Regions from separate parts of the Homo sapiens genome. Here region 1 is linked to region 2. Evidence: read pairs that join two places in POLR2A ChIA-PET (ENCODE). Cell type or tissue: OCI-LY7. All regions are shown on one strand. Each heading gives the region's core, and the rest is flanking DNA. Links, peaks and the distances in the headings are about the cores only.

What was found. Peaks named below come from ENCODE experiments on the same cell type or tissue, not always from the same donor. Only the 100,000 strongest peaks of a DNase experiment are listed, where the experiment ranks them.
Region 1: POLR2A ChIA-PET joins it to region 2 with 10 read pairs; 2 of 35 experiments call an interaction of 5 or more read pairs at or near these places.

The regions. Positions count from the first base shown.
Region 1 is chr7:148,710,116-148,714,223 of GRCh38, reverse strand. The region is part of intron 1 of CUL1 (cullin 1); the gene reads right to left. Among named protein-coding and RNA genes, the nearest start is that of CUL1, 13 kb to the right of the region's middle. In OCI-LY7, for the core only: no CTCF peak of the experiment used is centred there; DNase peaks (open chromatin) are centred at 2,263 and 2,843; H3K4me3 peaks cover 1,311 bases; H3K27ac peaks cover 2,193 bases.
Region 2 is chr7:148,599,143-148,603,250 of GRCh38, reverse strand. The region is part of intron 1 of C7orf33 (chromosome 7 open reading frame 33); the gene reads right to left. Among named protein-coding and RNA genes, the nearest start is that of C7orf33, 10 kb to the right of the region's middle. In OCI-LY7, for the core only: no CTCF peak of the experiment used is centred there; no DNase peak of the experiment used is centred there.

The sequences.
Region 1 (4,108 bases), core at 742-3,241, 110 kb before region 2:
AAATCATCAGGTTGCATGCTATTATGTTTTGTCAATTATACCTTAATAAAGCTGGGAGTGGGAATTAAACACCAAAATACCGACTTCTCAGAATTGCTATAAAGAATAAATTAGTAGAGCCTCAAAGTTTTACTAAATGGATATAGCAGGCTTCTCGTTGTGATCAATCTTTGTCCTTCTAATTATATAAATATACACACATGCAGCCAGGCGTGGTGGCTCACGCCTGTAATCCCAGAACTTTGGGAGGCCGAGGCAGGTGGATCACCTGAGGTCAGGAGTTCAAGACCTGGCCAACATGGTGAAACCCCATCTCTACTAAAAATACAAAAATTTGCCTGGTGTGGTGGCACACACCTGTAGTCACAGCTACTTGGGAGGCTGAAGCAGGAGAATCACTTGAACCCAGAAGGTGGAGGTTGCAGTGAGCCGAGATTGCACCACTGCACTCTAGCCTAGGCGACAGAATGAGACTCCATCTCAAAAAATATATATATAATATAAAATACACACACATGCTAATTTAATTCATTCCTTCAAATACACACATTTTGTAATTACAAGAATTCTCACATATCATTACCCAGAAGTACAGAATTTTCTCCTATAAACATCTTAGGAATTAGAAAACAATTTTTTTTCTCTTAGAGTTGATACTTGAATAAGTAATAGAGGAAGGTCCTTTTAAATCCTAAAAAATCCACACACAAGCACTAAATGCCTTAAATATTGCTCAATTCAGAAATGAATCTTAATTAAGTCAACATCTATATTCTTCCTATTTTACTACATGACTTCCAAGTAAGATGCCACAAGCGTCACTGGTATAAATTGCTCCGGAAAACCTGAAAACTTACAGAAAATCACAATCACATTATATTTAACAGGTGTTATAAAGACTGCCCAGTTTGTCCAAATAAACTAGTTTTAACTGCTGAGGACTGAGTATCAGTTCTCAGTTTCAGCACAATGCTTTTACTCAATTACCTAGATTAAATCATGCTTACTCAATGGTCTAGATTGGTACTTGCGTGTATTTTGTTTCCAAGTACTTGCATTCACTTTAGGGCAAGAAAAAACGGTATTACATTTGATCATGATCATCTACACCACACATGCTTTTCAAACTGAGGGCTGCAATTCATTATTGTGTAGATCATGAAACCAACTTAGTAAAAGGGAACTGGAACTTTTTAAAAAATCAAATAAAGAAAAAGAGCTCATAGAATGTAACAAGGTTAAGTATTACTCAGTGCATTTTTTTTTCCCAGTTATGTCTGTGTGGGTGCTGGGTTATCCCACAAAAAATATTTTACTAAAGAAATAATTCAAGAGGCACTGATTGACAGTACACAGTGACAAATTGCAAACAGCTAATATGGAAATGCGTGGGATGTCTGTGAACTTCACAGTTCTGGCTCCACAAGTCACTGGCAGTGTGAGCTTGGTCAGATTCCTTAACTTCTGCGCCTGTATTTCATCATCTGTACTAGAGATAATACTGTAGTACCTGTTGTATAAGGTGGCTATGAGGAATAAGTGAGTTACGAAAATAAAATGCTTAGCAGAGTCCTTGACACACGGTAAGCATTTGCTACTATTCATGTTAACACTACTATAAAGGGTTTCTAATATCTATGCAATTCCTAAGATAGTATTTAAATGTTAAACCACCCATGCTTATTTTTGAAGTCAAAATGAAGTAAATTAACGTTACCTGAAAACTCCACAATACCTTTGATAACTGATGACACCAGAGGTGGCACTTCTCTAAAATTCCCACCAAAATGTAACTTTCAGCACAGGGTGGAGGAATCCTTTGTATCGGGACAGACCTGGGGATCCAGCCTAAGCTGTGACAGAGTTAAATTTTCCTTGAAATATCACTCTATCTTAAAATTCACATGAATCTTTCATTCTACCATGAAATACATGTTTAACAGAATACTTTAAAACACCAGCTCCACAGGACTTCCTAGCTCTCTTGCTAGTGAATGAATGGGATGCTGTTGTATGAAACCCACTGACTTTGGAAAAGCCGCTACTGGAGAGCTTTCACTGCACATCAGCATCCAAAAAGTTTCTCTTCTGTCTTGGCACCACTGTATTTTCAGAACCCAGCTTAACACAAATACAAAGATACAAACAGCAAGCCATTCTGCCCTCCTTTTAGAGGGCCTGTGGAAGTGGTGCCCCAGGGAAACATCCTCAGGCCACTAAGCGTGGAAGGCCAGATGTGCACCTCCTGGCAGGTCTCTCCCTCTCCCAGTGAGGTGTGCACGTGAGGTCCACTTCCGTAAAGGATGCCCTTAGTCAACCACAAACGCTATTAACTCCCATTTAGATGAACAATCTCAATTCACAGTTCCCACAATCCTCTTCAACTAATTTCCAAATTTCCCTCATGTGTGGTGAACCGTTTGCCCTGCAGTTGATTGTGGGGCCTTGAATAAGTATCTGCTCAATAAGCAGATTTTGGAAGCTAGTGTATCACTAAGTGAACATGAATCTATTCATCAATAAGACACCCCTTTCTATTATTTTTCTTTCGACTAAGATAATTTAACCCTGAGTCGAAAACTCTGATCAGTAATTTTCCCTAGCTGAGCAAACTTTCAAATACACTTCCCGTTTCACTACAAACTGGTTCAAAAGGAGAAACGGCGCTACCGTGCTCTTTATTTGATTTAGGGCTTTTATGTTTTTTGTTTTAAAGACAATTTACCACTTTAACCGCTCTCCTGAAGGAACTGGGCACAGTTAAGCGACACCTCTTTCTGGTAAGATGCTCCTGACACATGTCCCCCGTGGTCCCTGAACCACTCAAGGCTCACAGTGAGTGATGTCACCCACCGCACCTGTGGTTCCACCTGTCAGATTTGCACCCCCATTCTCTGCACATATGTTCAATGCTGCATTTGCTAAAAAGCATCTTGCTGAAAATTTCCTTACTAGCTATTACAACATCAAGTACTAAGAACTTTTTAGTATTTTCCGAAATTATGGACACTGGGGAGAGAGTATGAGGAGAAACATATATGCACAGAAGTGTACATTTAAATCAGTCAAGAATAAATAATTTGGAAAAACAGTTTCTCAATGATTTGAGTATGTCTTCTGAGCTCACAAAAATCTGTAACTCGATGACAACATTCAATAAGAAGCAGGGTTCTTTTGGGAAGGGGACTTTTTAAATTTTGCTTCCCACTCTGTCTCAAAACAATCTGGCCATACCTATAATAAAGGAGAAAATGTGGGCTGGGCACGATGGCTCCTGCCTGTAATCTCAGTACTTTGGGAGGCCGAGGCGGGCAGATCACCTGAGGTCAGGAGTTCGAGACCAGCCTGACCAACATGGTGAAACCCGTCCCTACTAAAAACACACAAAAAAAATTAGCCGGGCATGGTGGTGGGCGCCTTTAATCCTAGCTACTTGGGAGGCTGACGCAGGAGAATTGCTTGAAAACCAACCAGAAGGCGGGGGTTGCAGTGAGCTGAGATCGTGCCATTGCACTCCAGCCTAGGAGACAACAGCGAAACCCCAACCAAAAAAAAAAAAGGAGAAAATGTGGTAAAACCTGTAGCATCAGCTTCACTTATGATTCCGAAACAGCAGTAAGCCTCTAGACATTTACATTTGCTCGTATTTTTTCTGAGACGGAGTCTCGCTCTGTCCGCCCAGGCTGGAATGTAGTGGCGTGATCTCGGCTCGCCACAACCTCCGCCTCCCGGGTTCAAGCGATTCTCCTGCCTCAGCCTCCTGAGTAGCTGGGATTACAGGCATGCACCACCATGCCTGGCTAATTTTGTATTTTTAGTAGAGACGGGGTTTCTACATGTTGGTCAGGCTGGTCTCGAACTCCTGACCTCAGGTGATCCGCTCGCCTTGGCCTCCCAAAGTGCTGGGATTACAGGCGTACCGCGCCCGGCCCACTGGTATTTTTTATAGTAATGCCCCTAGTCAAGATGCACCTTTCTTTGTAGTTACAAAATTTTCTAGTCAATTTCCCTCATGGTCTGTACAATTTGTATTTATTTGTCACCCTAAGAGTGGTGGGTTTTGGAGGTTATTGCTAAGGGGCAGAGACACAAAAGCATCAACAATAAC
Region 2 (4,108 bases), core at 890-3,389:
TGAGATTTCCCCCATCCTGAGCAAGACCCTTTCATTCTGGGTGTGATGTTTTATTTGTGTTCTGCCACCGCTAGGAACCTGGCTTTCCTCTCCTCATTTCTGTGTGTTCTCATCTGACTGCTTCAGTGTGGGCTCTGGGGCTGGGTCTGCTGATTTTGTATCTTTATTTCCTTCCTTGCATGTAAATGGACATTTGTAGCGTTCTCTTTGTGATGATGTTGACAGGCTTTTTGGGATGGTTTCATTTGCTTTTCTTGTTGATCTTTATGCCTTTTGGAGAATAAATGGAGAATTTCAGACTTAAGAAGTAGCCATTATCCTGTAGGAATCTGGAAAGGATGACTCTTTTAAAAATATATTACTTTTCTAACTGGCTGGTAGATAGACATGTAATTGAGTTCACATACTTATTTTGTATCCAACAGCTTCGATAAATGTTAAAATTAATACAACAGTTTATCTTTAGATTATTTTTGGAATTTTTAGGCAGACAATTACATCATCAGTGGATAAAGGCAGTTTTGTTTTTTCTTTTCCAATTCCTATGACTTTTGTTTCTTTTTCTTGCCTTACTGCCCTGGCCAGGATTTTTGGTACAATTGTGAATAGAAGTGTTGATAGCAGGAATCCTTGACTTTTATTTTTTATTTTTTGAGATGAAGTCTTGCTCTGTTGCCTAGGCTGAAGTGCAGTGGCACAATCTTGGCTCATTGTAACCTCCACCTCCTGGGTTCAAGCAATTCTCATGTCTCAGCCTCCCCGAGTAGCTGGGATTACAGAGATGCACCACCACGCCTGGCTAGTTTTTGTATTTTTAGTAGAGATGGGGTTTCACTATGTTGGCTAGGCTGGTCTTGAACTCCGGACATCAAGTGATCCACCTGCGTTGGCCTCCCGAAGTGGCTGGGTTTACAGGTCTGAGCCACCGTGACCCACCCTTAACTTATTATTATCAATCTTAGAGATAATGCCTTCAACATTTTGGTATTAAATATAATGGTTGCTGTAGATGCCCTTTATCTTATTTTCACATTAAAAAAATAATTTAATGGTGAATTAATACTAATTTTATGAAGCTTTTTCTATAAAAACTGAGAAAAATCATATAATTTTAATCTCAATTAGATAAACTGACAAAGAGAGATTCATATAGATTTTCCAATGCTAAACCACTCTAGCATTCTAGAGATAAACTCAGTTTGGGCCGGGTGCTGTGGCTCACGCCTGTAATCCCAGTACTTTGGCAGGCTGAGGGAGGAGGATCGCTTGAGGCCAGGAGTTTGAGACCAGTTTGGGTACCATAGTGAGACCCTGTCTCTACAAAAAATAAAAAAAATCAGCTGGGCATGGGAGCATGTGCCTGAAGTCGTAGCTACTCAGGAGGCTGAGGTGGGAGGATTACTTGAGCCCAGGAGTTCGAGACTCTAGTGAGTTATGATTCCAACACTGTATTCTAGCCTGAGCAACAGAGCAAGACCGTGTTTCTAAAACAAAACAAAACAAAAACCCCACAAAACAAACAAACAAACAAAAAATATGTTCTCTAACCATATTGCAATAAAATTAAAAACTAATAACAAATAACAAGTGGGTTGCTTAAAAAGGCCCATCCGAGGTGGCTCATGCCTATAATCCCAGCACTTTGGGAGACCAAGGCAGGCAGATTGCTTGAGTCCAGGAGTTCAAGACCAGCATGAGCAACATGGTGAGACCCTGTTTCTACGAAAAATGCAAAAATTTAGACAGGTGTGGTGGTACATGCCTGAAGTCCTAGCTACTTGGGAGGCTGAGGTGGGAGGATGGCTTGAGCCCAGGAGGTGGAGGCTGCGGTGAGCCGAGATTGTGCCACTGCACTTCAGCCTGGGCAACAGAGTGAGACTCTGTCTCAAAAAATAAAAAAAATTTTAAAAGCTCACTTATTTGGAAAATAAATAACCTGCTACTAAAGAATCATAAATTTTAAAAGGATTTAAAAATCATAAAAATACAAAATATGTAGAACTAGGCAATAATGAAAACACCGTCTTTTAAAATTGGTGGGAAGCCGCCAAAACAGTATTTAGAGAAAAATTCTTCACTCAAAATAAATTAGGCAACAAGAAAGGTTAAATCAAATGAACTCAAAGAATGATCTTAAAGAAGTCAATAAGGCCGGGCGCGGTGGCTCACACCTGTAATCCCAGCACTTTGGGAGGCTGAGGTGGGCAGATCATGAGGTCAGGAGATCGAGACCATCCTGGCTAACATGGTGAAACCCCATCTCTACTAAAAATACAAAAAATCAGCTGGGTGTGGTGGCGTGTGCCTGTAGTCCCAGCTACTCAGGAGGCTGAGGCAGGAGAATTGCTTCAACCCGGGAGGTGGAGGTTGCAGTGAGCCGAGATCACGCCACTGCTCTCCAGCCTGGGTGACAGAGCGAGACTCCGTCTCAAAAAAAAAAAAAAAAAAAAAGAAGTCCATAAAATGGAGAAAGCAGAAAAATAAAGATGAATCAAGCCCAAAGCTGGTCCTTTGAAAGATTAATAAGACAGAACCCTGGCAAAATGGATAAAGAAAACACAAAATAAGATGCATATAGGCAAAATAAAGAATTGAAATGCAGAAATGAATATAGGTGCATAACAAATTTTTATCTTAATGAGTACCATGAACAACAAACATTGAAAATTTGAAAACCTCATTGACAGTAAAAAGTTCCCAGTATTGCCCTTATATCCTGGCAAGAGGGGTCCCTGCTCTGGGCTTAATTTATTTCATTTCATTTTTCATTTTTGTTTTTTGAGACTGAGTCTTGCTCTGTCACCCAGGCTGCAGTACAATAGCATGATCTCAGCTCACTGCAACCTCTGCCTCCCTGGTTCAAGTGATTCTCCTGCCTCAGCCTCCTGAGTAGCTGCGATTACAGGCACCTGCCACCATGGCTAGCTAATTTTTTTGTATTTTTAGTAGAGATGGGGTTTCACCACATTGGCCAGGCTGGTCTTGAACTCCTGATCTCAAGTGATCTGCCCACCTTGGCTTCCCAAATTGCTGGGATTACAGGCGTGAGCCACTACGCCCAGCTCTGGGCCTATTTTAGAGGCTCAACTCTGACCCTCCTCTGGTTCTTCCCATCCCCAAATGGCTAGAGGTACCCAGAGACAAGAGGCTGTGCCCATTGGAGCCTGTTTTCCTACCACAAAACTGCGGGGCATGGGCTGTGAAATCCTCTAAGCAGCTCTAAGTTCATTTCCAGGGATCGAGGAGGCTCTTTCCTACACGCAGCCTGTCCTCCCAAAGTGGCCAAGGGGTGGCTGTTTATGGGCGTGTAGATGGAGTTTGGACGCGTAAGCTGTGTGTCTGTAAACACACTCAGGAGGTCCTTGAGGTGCAGGGCAGAGCTGGAGATGGGAAGAGAGTAGTCGTGCTGCAGGTCAAGGGCCAGCTCTCCACAGCCACCCACATTCCAGGGTGGACTTTAAGAAATCTGAGAATTCTAGGCTGGGCGTGGTGGCTCACGCCTGTAATCCCAGCACTTTGGGAGGCCGAGGTGGGTGGATCACGAGGTCAGGATTTCGAGACCAGCCTGACCAACATGGTGAAACCCCATCTCTACTAAAAATACAAAAATTAGCAGGACGTGATGGTGCGCACCTGTAATTCCAGCTACTTGGGAAGCTGGAGGCAGGAGAATTGCTTGAACCCGGGAGGTGGAGGTTGCAGTGAGCTGAGACCATGCCATTGCACTCCAGCCTGGGCGATAGAGCAAGACTCCGTCTCAAAAAAAAAAAAAAAAAAAAAATCTGAGAATTGTAAATTTGAACCTGGCCTTCCAGGTTGTTATAAAAGCATTTTTGTCAAGGTAGGAGGATAGAAGATATTTAACAGTTTATTCACATGACTTCAAACTTTTTCATATTTAGACATATTGTTCAGGGGTTTCATTTGTGTTCTTGTCTCAGGCCCTATAATGTTTGAGGTAGACCCGTTTCTTAAGATTTCAGATTTGTAGGAATTAACACTACGATATTAGGTACTAAGCTGTGGGAGCAGTTTGCCGTAATTTAGAAAGTAGACCATTCTGCATCTGGCTCAATAATTTCATTCCTGGCCAGGGGCAGTGGCTCAT